2 separate regions of the Homo sapiens genome follow, and region 1 is linked to region 2. A link is an interaction called in ENCODE POLR2A ChIA-PET data of the cell type or tissue named here. Cell type or tissue: MCF 10A. All regions are shown on one strand. Each heading gives the region's core, and the rest is flanking DNA. Links, peaks and the distances in the headings are about the cores only.

The links. Peaks named below come from ENCODE experiments on the same cell type or tissue, not always from the same donor. Only the 100,000 strongest peaks of a DNase experiment are listed, where the experiment ranks them.
Region 1: POLR2A ChIA-PET joins it to region 2 with 5 read pairs; 11 of 35 experiments call an interaction of 5 or more read pairs at or near these places.

The regions. Positions count from the first base shown.
Region 1 is chr1:44,805,053-44,810,418 of GRCh38, forward strand. PLK3 (polo like kinase 3) reads left to right here. Exons shown (of 15, transcript NM_004073.4): 14 at 214-327; 15 at 435-938. The coding sequence ends at 626. DYNLT4 (dynein light chain Tctex-type 4) reads right to left here and starts at 2,299. Exons shown (of 3, transcript NM_001377534.1): 1 at 2,273-2,299; 2 at 1,732-1,786; 3 at 841-1,627. The coding sequence starts at 1,616. The coding sequence ends at 951. It overlaps BTBD19 (BTB domain containing 19), which reads left to right and starts at 3,471. Exons shown (of 8, transcript NM_001136537.3): 1 at 3,471-3,854; 2 at 5,161-5,366. The coding sequence starts at 3,769. RefSeq lists enhancers at 768-1,618, 1,619-2,468, 2,062-3,261, 2,736-2,985, 3,320-4,169 and 3 more. In MCF 10A, for the core only: no CTCF peak of the experiment used is centred there; DNase peaks (open chromatin) are centred at 2,389, 2,799, 4,299 and 5,239.
Region 2 is chr1:44,922,295-44,927,660 of GRCh38, forward strand. EIF2B3 (eukaryotic translation initiation factor 2B subunit gamma) reads right to left here. Exons shown (of 12, transcript NM_020365.5): 5 at 4,334-4,445. Among named protein-coding and RNA genes, the nearest start is that of EIF2B3, 62 kb to the right of the region's middle. In MCF 10A, for the core only: a CTCF peak has its summit at 2,958 (motif pointing right); DNase peaks (open chromatin) are centred at 2,667 and 2,957.

The sequences.
Region 1 (5,366 bases), core at 278-5,277, 120 kb before region 2:
GAGATGGCGCACCATTGCACTCCAGCCTGGGCAACAGAGCGAGACTCCATCTCAAAAAAAAAAAATAAAGAAAAGAAAACTAACCCATCCTGATCCCTCTGATTCCCCCTTGGTGGTGGTTGGGGTTGCTGAAAGCTAGAGGATAAGGCATACACTAATGGGGAGGGGGCTGTCTCACGCTGGATCAGTGACCTGCCCTGATCCTGCTCCCAGGGTGGAGATCTGCCCAGTGTGGAAGAGGTAGAGGTACCTGCTCCGCCCTTGCTGCTGCAGTGGGTCAAGACGGATCAGGCTCTCCTCATGCTGTTTAGTGATGGCACTGTCCAGGTAAGAGCCTATCCAGGAGTTGCGGGAAGGTCTGGGAGGCCCAGGGTGCTGGGGAGGAAGCTGGGCCCGGAGCCTAGGTCCTGACCACTGTCATGCTCTGTGTGCAGGTGAACTTCTACGGGGACCACACCAAGCTGATTCTCAGTGGCTGGGAGCCCCTCCTTGTGACTTTTGTGGCCCGAAATCGTAGTGCTTGTACTTACCTCGCTTCCCACCTTCGGCAGCTGGGCTGCTCTCCAGACCTGCGGCAGCGACTCCGCTATGCTCTGCGCCTGCTCCGGGACCGCAGCCCAGCCTAGGACCCAAGCCCTGAGGCCTGAGGCCTGTGCCTGTCAGGCTCTGGCCCTTGCCTTTGTGGCCTTCCCCCTTCCTTTGGTGCCTCACTGGGGGCTTTGGGCCGAATCCCCCAGGGAATCAGGGACCAGCTTTACTGGAGTTGGGGGCGGCTTGTCTTCGCTGGCTCCTACCCCATCTCCAAGATAAGCCTGAGCCTTAGCTCCCAGCTAGGGGGCGTTATTTATGGACCACTTTTATTTATTGTCAGACACTTATTTATTGGGATGTGAGCCCCAGGGGGGCCTCCTCCTAGGATAATAAACAATTTTGCAGAATTGGACTCCCCCTCACTCGCAGTAGAGCCCGTGGACCGTGGCCACCGCGAAGAGCGAGGTGTTGGTGTAGGAGACCGAGGCCAGCCCATCGCGCGCCACGTCCCAGAGCGCACGGCTGACCACGTGAACGCCCTGGCCCGCGCGCGGCCCCAGCACCACACTGCATACCAGCTTGTAGCGTGGCGGGCTGAGCTCGCGCAGGCGAACGTGCACCTGCTCGCAGAGCTCCCGCACCAGCCGCGCGGCCTCGTCGCTGGAGTAGCACGCGTCGTGCAGCCCTGCGGCCAGCGCCGCCTCCAGGGCACGCTGTGCACGCGCAGCCTCCCAGCGCTCCCCGGGCACTGGCTCCGTGCGGTAGGAGGGCGCCACCCAACGGGCGGGCGCCAGGGGCAACCCTGAGAAGCTGACCCTTGAGCCCAGAGGGGGCACCGGGCCCAGGGATGGCCGCTGACCCCCAGGACCCGCGCCTGGCCCGACCAGCGAGTTGCGGCGGGAGAAGGACGCGGCCAGGCCCAGCATGGAGCCCCGGCGCGAGGCCGGGGCTGGACCTGGACCTGCCGGTCGGGCCTCATCAATGCTGGGCAGGCAGCCTCGGGGCCGCACCGGTGAGGGTTTCCGCCCGGAGTCTTTGGCATTCTCCTCCTCCTGGCGTCCCGGGGGCAGAGGCCTGCTGGCCATGGACCTGCTGGCTGGAGGAACCACACTCAGGGTGGCCTTCACCAGGCATCTGTCTACCCACCCCAGCCTCTTGCTCAGTGATGTCAAGGGTTTTTACCTTCTACCCCCTTCTTACCTGTGTTTTAGAACAAGTGGATCAGATAGTCCCAGGCTGCCTGGGTTCCTAGGTGCTGAGAAGGTTAAAGGCTGTTAGACACATGAGCAGGGGACAGGAGGCTGCTAGGACTGGGATCCTCGGCTAGTCCTTGCCGACTGAGCTCCTTCTCTGGGCACTATGGAAGTTAGCCAGGTACGCTCGGAGTCTTAGAGACTGCCATTTCTCCCTTCCACCCGACTTCTCTGGAAGGAGAGGCAGGCCTCTGCCTCAGCCTGGACTGTGGAGGCAGAGCCTCCAACCCCTAACCAGGAAGGACTGACAGACTCAGCTCCTTCAACCCCACAGATCCTTCCAGCCCTGGGGGTGTTGAATCCAGTCATCTTCCACCCAGATCTACTCTAGGGTGGCTGGCACAAAGATCTCCCCTACACCTGGCCCAGGCTGAGGGCAGATGACTCATGAAGCCCCCTTCCACCTTCTGCCTTTGGCCTCTGATCCCACTTCCTCCAGAATCAGTTCTGAGATGGCTGCCCTCTGCTCCCGAAACTCCCTCAGGCACCTGAGTCACCCGCAGGCTTTGGCTTCTGAGTTCTGTCCTGGCTGCACAGCCCTGGCCCCGCTGGCCTGAAGGGCAAGTGGGAGGGGAAAGACCTGTGTTGTGGAGTTGCCATGGGTTGCTAGAGCAAACACTCCTCCCTCCCAGGATCCCTCCCTCCAGTCTGGCTCTGGCTTAACCTGAGAGCATTGTTGCTGTGAGCATGTGCTGAGCATGGGGTGCCCCTGAGTCATCAGGGAGAGCGGCCGACAGGGTCTTGCAGCTTAGAGGCAAACTTCCTAAGCGCAGGCAACAGAGGGGCAGATGTAGAGCAAGGCTGTGGTCAGAAAGGCTTTGTCCTACCCCAGGACTCTTGAGCCAGGGCCCATTTTCTCCCCTTGTGGAATGGCCAGATGACTGGCCATTCGTGAACAAGTCACAGAGGCCTAGGTTAGGGGGAGATCTTGAGGCTGCGGGGGTGGTGGCTCAGGAATCCAGAGTCTGGGCCCACAGGAAGGAACACGTCATGGCTCTGTTGTCTCCCCATCGGCCTCGACAAGGACAAACATTTCCGCTCCCGGCGCAGAGTTAGGGTGGGGCTTGGATGACTTCCTCAGTTCAGGGCTATGTGCGGGGGAGGGGAGGCCCACTGGCTCAGCTGGTAGGCACCAGGCCTTATAAAGTGGCAGTGACTCGGCAGTGAACCCCGAGTCCAGCCTCGTGACCTTTGCTGACCCAAGTGTCCTGGGGCTTGTCCCTAGCTGGCTACACCTCTAGTACCTAGGTTTCCCCAAAGTTACATTTCAGAGATGGCAGAGGCTGTGACACCTCTGCCAGGGCTGACAACTCATGTGACTCCTCCTCTGGCAGGGATGGGACTGTCCCCTCCCAAACAAGCCAGGTCGGGGCCCTGACCCATCTATGGGGGCGAGGATTTTCCCTGTTGAGTGGGGGTTTCCCCGGCCTGGCTAACCGGATCCTGACCCTGTGTGCCTGTGGAGGAGGGAAGGGTTAGGAGGGCAAGGAGTTTGAACTCTGAACCTAGGGCAGGCTCAGCTTCGGGGGCTAAGACCCTCGTATGGCGCTTAATGCCCCTCTAAGGGCTGAAGTTTTCCCTGGGCCTGCCCGGGAGATGGGTGGAGTCTCTTCTCAGGCCAGCTCCAGTTTCCATGGAAACCCACAGGCTTCCCACCCCGTCGGCTGCCTGGGCAGACTCCCAGCCAGGGCCTCTTTCGCCGCCGCCGCCGCCGCCAGCCAGCCAGCTTCTTCCCAGGACCATAGGCCACTCCAGCCTCAGCTTCTCCTGGCCCCCTCCCTGTGTCTGTTCCTGTCCCCGAGCCTCTGGCCTCTGATGCCTTCAGGAGCTTGGGCCTCTCCTGCTCCACTCCTAAACTTCAGCTTCTCAGCAAACAGGCCTCCCAAGTCCCTGCTTCTCCCTCTCAGGCCTTGCTAACCTCACCAGCTCTAGGGCCTGGCCAGGCCTCCCAGGCTCCCTCCTCCACCCCAACCCCTTCTCACTCATGGAGCCCTTGGGACTGGTCGTGCATGGGAAAGCTGAACCTTTTTCCGCAGCACTCCGAAGCCTTGTCAACAACCCGCGATACAGGTGAGGGGTGGGCCCTGCCTGCGGGTTTTTCTTAGCTGGCTCTGTGGGCCCCAGGACTCTAAGGAGGCCCTGGTGAGAAGAGGCTGGGAATTAGAACTTGGCCATCCTCCCTGGTGAACTTAGGCTATGGGGAGGTCAAATGTGGAACATGGCTACTGGTCACTCAGTGTCTGTGAGACCCTGAGGGCCAGAGGCAAGGCTGGCGGGGTGGAGCTGCTGTGTGAGCTCAGGCAAAGCCCTTCCTTCTTTGGACTTTGGCCCCTGGCAGAAGAAAATGATTCTCAGCCCCTGGGATCCTTAGAGATGGTGGGTCATGATTCCCCTCCTCCCTCCACTCACTCAGCTTGGTATTGAGGCCTCACTGCTAGAAGAAGAGGAACAGATGACCTGTTCTGGGAACTGAGGCTTCACAAGAAGAACAAAGCTCCAGAGATTGAGCCATAGTCCCTGACAGGAAGCCTCGGGGGTGCTGGCTGCTCCCTGCTGGCCGGGATGCCAGTGGTGTCTGAAACCAGGGGTAGAGTTTACAGGAGGCCGGGCTGCTCAGGAGAGCTAGAATGAAGTTCTCTGTCCTCATGGTCTCAGATCTGAGCTCTTCCCCAAAGGGTGGTGACTTCCATCACCCTGCTTCTTTGGGGTCACAGTCTGGTCTGGGTAATGTGAACCCCCCAGGCTTTGGACCTGGGACTAAGAGGCTCTAGGAGGCTCCAGCCTCATCTGCCTCCTATCCCCTGCCTTGTTCAGAGGCCCAGAGCTGGGGCCGGAAGTGATCATGAAGATGGAAACTGTGGTCTGGCTCATGATGGTGCATCACTGCTGTGTCTGTTTGCAGTCGTTGTGCACTCTGTGCCCCACACCCCCACACCCTCCTGTCTGGAGGAGGGCTGAAAAAAAGCTGAGTTTGCAGCTGGTGGAGGAGGAGCCAAAAGAAGCTTCCCTGCCCCCAAGACTCAGGCTGGGGAGGAGAGGGGAAGGTGGGATCAACCTTGCTTCTATTAGCCCAGATGCCCCTCAGTAATCAAGCATAGTCATCTCCTCTGAGACCTGAGGTTTAGGATTATTGTCCCATTTCATGGGTGAGAAACCTGAGATTCAAAGATAGGAAGTCACTTGCCTATGGTACCCATTAGGTGGAGCTGGGACTAGAACTCAGGGCTTTGGGTCCCAGACCTTCTGCTGGAGGGACGAAGCCCTGTCTCTTACATTCTGGTTAGGAAACTAAGACCCAGAGTGGGCAAAGGCACAGCCCAAGTTGCACTCCGGGTGCTGGCCTCCTCCCCGCTGCCTCTCTGCCTGTCTCCCACAGTGATGTTTGCTTCGTGGTTGGTCAAGAACGGCAGGAGGTATTTGCCCATCGGTGCTTGTTGGCCTGTAGATGCAACTTCTTCCAGCGACTTCTGGGCACAGAGCCAGGCCCCGGGGTGCCCAGTCCTGTGGTGCTAAGCACTGTGCCAACTGAGGCCTTCCTGGCAGTGCTGGAGTTCCTATATACCAACAGTGTCAAGCTGTACC
Region 2 (5,366 bases), core at 173-5,172:
TATAGATTGCAGCCAGGCATGGTGGCTCACGCCTGTAATCTCAGCACTTTGGGAGGCCGAGGCGGGAGGGTCACCTGAGGTCAGGAGTTCAAGACCAGCCTGGGCAACATGGTGAAACCCCATCTCCACTAAAAATACAAAAATTAGCTGGGCATGGTGGTGGGCGCCTGTAATCCCAGCTACTTGGGCGGCTGAGGCAGGAGAATCATTTGAGCCCGGGAGGTGGAGGTTGCAGTGAGCTGAGATCACACCACTGCACTCTAGCCTGGGATATAGAGCGAGACTCTGTCTCAAGACAAAAAAAAAAAAAAAAAAATCTGCAGATTGCTTTGAGGAGTATGGATATTGTAACAATACTGATTTTTTCAATCCATGAACATGGAATATCTTTCCATTTTTTGTGTCCTCTTCAAATTCTTGCATCAATATTTTATAATTTTCATTGTAGAGACCTTTTGCTTCTTTGGTTAAGTTAATCCCCAGGTAATTTATTTTATTTGTAGCTATTGTAATAGAATTACTTTCTTGATTTCTTTTTCAGATTTTTTTTTTTTTTTTTTTTTTTTTTTGAGACTGAGTCTTGCTCTGTTGCCCAGGCTGGAGTGCAGCGGCACCATCTCGGCTCGCTGTAACCTCTGCCTCCCAGCTTCAAGCACTTCTCATGCGTTAGCCTCCCAAGTAGCTGGGACTACAGGCACATACCACCATGCCTGGCTAATTCTTTTTCAGATCCTTTGCTGTTAGCATATAGAAATACTACTGATTTTCATATATTGACTTTGTATCCTGGAACTTTACTATATTTATCAGTTCTAATAGTTTTTCATGGAGTCTTTAGTTTTTTCCAAATACAAGATTATTTCATCTGCAAACACAGATAATTTGACTTCTTCCTTTCCAATTTAGATGCCCTTTATTTCCTTCTCTTGTTTGACTGCTCTAGCTAGGACTTCCAGTACTATGCTGGGTAACAGCAGTGAAAGTGGGCATCCTTGTCTAGTAAGCTTTCTCAAAATAGATGCATGGAAAACAAATGTCTAAAAAGTTCTCATTCTACTCTCATATTTGATTGATAGTTTGATTAGATAGAAATAAGAATGTTAAAGTCATTGTTTATAGTTGCCAGTATTGCTGTTAGGAAGTTCAAAGCTATTTTAATTCCTTTGTATATGATATCCTCTCTCCTCTCCGGGAGCTTGTAAGATCTCTTTGTTAGCAGTTATAAAATTTCACAATGATAACCTTGGTATGTTTCTTTTCTCCATTTTACTGGGAACTCAGTTTCCTTTCAGTCTAGAAACCCAGTTCCTTTTATCCTCAGAAAATTTTAAAAATTATTTCACTGATGTTTTCTTCTCTCCATTTCTTTCTTTCTAGAAATCCATGTTCTAATTCAGAGGCATTAATTCATTAATTACATTTAATCATCTTTGTATTTCATTTCTATGAGATTCTAATTTCTTTCTTTTCCTCCCTTCCTTCCTCCCTCCCTCCTTCTCTTTCTCTCTTTCTTTCTTTCATTTTTTTGAGACAGGGTCTCACTCTGTCACCCAGCCTGGAGTGCAGTAGTACAATCATGGCTCACTGCAGCCTCAACCTCCTAGGCTCAAGCAATCCTCCAACCTCAGAGATTCTAATTTCTTTCCTTTTTTTTTTTTTTTTTTGAGACAGAGTCTCGCTGTGTCACCCAGGCTGGAGTACAGCGGTGCAATCTCGGCTCACTGCAAGCTCTGCCTCCCAGGTTCATGCCATTCTCCTGCCTCAGCCTCCCGAGTAGCTGGGACTACAGGTGCCTGCCACCACACCCAGCTAATTTTTTGTATTTTTAGTAGAGACAGGGTTTCACCGTGTTAGCCAAGATGGTCTTGATCTCCTGACCTCGTGATCCCCCCGCCTAGGCCTCCCAAAGTGCTGGGATTACAGGCGTGAGCCACCGCGCCCAGCCAGAGATTCTAATTTCTTAAACGATTTTCTTTTTTACCTAGATCACTGATATCTCAGACCATTCCTCTTTGTCAATAATTTGATTTTCAGTGGTGTCTATGCCATTCTTTAGCTATTTTAAAATTTATTAACTCTGTAATAATTTAATCCTTTTTTTGTTTGTTTGTTTTTGTTTGTTTTTTGAGACCGAGTCTCACTCTGTCGCCCAGCGCAATCTAGGCTCACTGCAACCCCTGACTCTTGGGTTCAAGCAATTCTCCTGCCTCAGCCTCCCAAGTAGCTGGGACTACAGGCACATGCCACCACGCCTGGCTAATTTTTGTATTTTTAGTAGAGACGGGGTTTCACTGTGTTAGCCAGGATAGTCTCGATCTCCCGACCTTGTGATCCACCTGCCTCTGCCTCCCAAAGTGCTGGAATTACAGGCGTGAGCCACCATGCCTGGCCAATCCTCTTTTTTTTGGTTCTATAATATCCTCTTTTTTATCATCTCATTACTGAACTTTTATTTATTAAATTCATGTTGTAATAAGTAGTTTTATGGTTATACAGTTGCATAGTTTTAAGAAAATTTCTTCTGTTTCTTGAGTTATATTCTTTTCAGGATAGCTTCTTTGTCTTTTACGGGACATTTTTCTTGCTTTCATTTTGTTTTCTGTAGTATATTTGTACAGCTGACATTCTGATTCTTTTGAGCTTACTCATGCTTGAGTCATGGCTCTGCCCAGATGTTTTATTTGTTTTGATATAACATAAATGAATTCTCTTTTCCTTCTGTATCTGAGACCAGCTACCATGTAAGTACTGGTGTGGAGAAACTGGGGCTCTTATGCACTGTTGGTGGGATTGTAAAATAGTGAAAATGCCATGGAAACAGTATGTAGTTTCCTCAAAAAATTAAACATCATAGTTCTCTACCATATGATCCAGTAATCCCACTTCTAAATATATATCCAAAAGAACTGAAAGCAAGGTCTTGAAGAGATGTCTGTACACCCACGTTCACTGCAGCACTATTCACAATAGCCAAGAGGTGGCAGCAACTCAAATGTCTGTCAGAAGATAAATGGATGACAAAATGTGGCTACATACATACAACGGAGTATTATTCAGCCTTAAAAAAAACGAAATCCGTTATATGCTACGGCATGGACAAACCTTGAGGACATTATGCTAAGTAAAATTAGCCAGTCACAAAAAGACCAATATTGTATGATTTCACTTAGATATTTAAAGTAGAATCGTGGGTAGCAAGGCCTTGCGGGGAGAAAAAAATGGGGAGGGGAGCTGTTGTTTGATAGGTATAGAATTTCAGATTTGCAAGATGAAAGTTCTCGAGATCTGTTTCACCACAATGTGAACACATTTAACACTACTCAACTGTTCACTTAAAAATGGCCACTTAGGGCTGGGCACGGTGGCTCACTCCTGTAATCCCCAGCACTTTGGGGGCTGAGGCGGGTGGACTACGGGTCAGGAGTTCAATACCAGCCCAGCCAATATGGTGAAACCCCGTATCTACTAAAAATACAAAAATTAGCTGGGTGTGGTGGCACATGCCTGTAGTCCCAGCTGCTTGGGAGGCTGAGGCAGGAGAATCGCTTGAACCTGGGAGGCGGAGGTTACAGTGAGCCAAGATTGCACCATTGCATTCCAGCCTGGGCAACAGAGCAAGACTCCCTCTCCAAAAAAAAAGGCCACTTAGAATGGGCCGCACGGTGGCTCACGCCTGTAATCCTAGCACTTTGGGGGGCCGAGGTGGGCGGATCACTTGAGGTCAGGAGCTAGAGACCAGCCTGGCCAACATGGTGAAACTCCGTCTCTACTAAAAATACAAAAATTAGCTGGGCGTGGTGGCGCATACCTGTAATCCCAGCTACTCAGGAGGCTGAGGCAGGAGAATCACTTGAACCCAGGAGGCAGAGGTCGCAGTGAGCCAAGATTGCACCACTGTACTCCAGCCTGGGTGACAGAGTGAGACTCAGTCTCAAAAAACTTAAAACAAAAACCAAAGCCAAACCAAACCAAACCAAAACAAAACAAAAAAACAAAGGTTACAATGGTACATTTTATGTCATGTGTTTTTTTTACCACTTTTTTTTTTAAAGGGGATTTATAACACTGTCAGAAAGACAGTCCTGTTCTCCTCACAGCTGCTTTGCTTTACTCTTTTGCAGGATTTGGCTCTACCTTGGCAAGAAAAGACAGGGAAACAGGCTTATGCAGTGAAGAAAAGCCTTCATCCTGTCTCATGGGAAAAATATTCACATACTTTTGTCAATTTCACACAGTATAGTCTAGTTTTCATTCCCTCTTTCCCATCCACTGGGTGGTTTTATTTTGTTTTAAGACAAGGAGAATTGCCAGAAGAAAAAACCCTAGGGCTTACTTCTGTAGGATGGATCCCTTAATGACCAGCTCTTCATCCAAGTCTGCTTCATTAGCCATGAAGAGCAGCCTCTTTCCTGTGCTGTCCACTCCAATGAAGTCACGCTGCTCCACTGAATCATACAAAAGAAAAAAAAAATCAAATAAAGCCATTTGCCCTGCCTGTATGAATACACCAGGGAACACAGTATCTGCTCAGTGCTCTTGGAAACAACACAGGATTGAAGGGTGGGTGCAGTGGCTCACGCCTGTAATCCCAAGACTTTGGGAGGCCAAGGTGGGTGGATCACCTGGGGTCAGGACTTTGAGACCAGCCTGGCCAACATGGCGAAAGACTGTCTCTACTAAAAATACAAAAATTAGCCGAGTGTGGTGTTACGCCCTGTAGTCCCAGCTGCTTGGGAGGCTGAGGCAGGAGAATTACTTGAACCCGGGAGGTGGAGGTTGCAGTGAGCTGAGATCGTGCCACTGTAGTGCACTCCAGCTTGGGTGACAGAGTGAGATTCCATCTCAAAAAAAAAAAACAGGATTGAGATGAGAGAGGAGCTATAATAAGTGCGTTAGGCCATTTTGCGTTACTATAAAGAATCTGCAACTAGGTAATTTACAAAGAAAGATTTATAATTTATAATTGTCTCATGGTTCTGCAGGGTATACAGGAAGCATACAGGAGGTTTCTGGGGAAGCCTCAGGGAACTTTTTACTCATGGCAGAAGGTAAAGCGAGAGCAGGCTGGTCACATGGCAAGAGAGGGAATAAGAGAGAGCTGGGGGAGAGATGCCATACACCTTTAAATGAGAACTCACTCACTATCACAAGAACAGCACCAAGCCATGAGGGATCCGCACCCATGACCCAAACACCTCCCACCAGGCCCTACCTCCAACACTGGGGATTACATTTCAACAAGAGATTTGGGGGAACATCCAAACTATACCAATGAGTGTCCTATAGCACATGCCATGGTGTTTAAAACATAGGTGATCAAATTTGTTTTGTACTGCTCTAAAGGATATTATTAATTGGTGACGTTT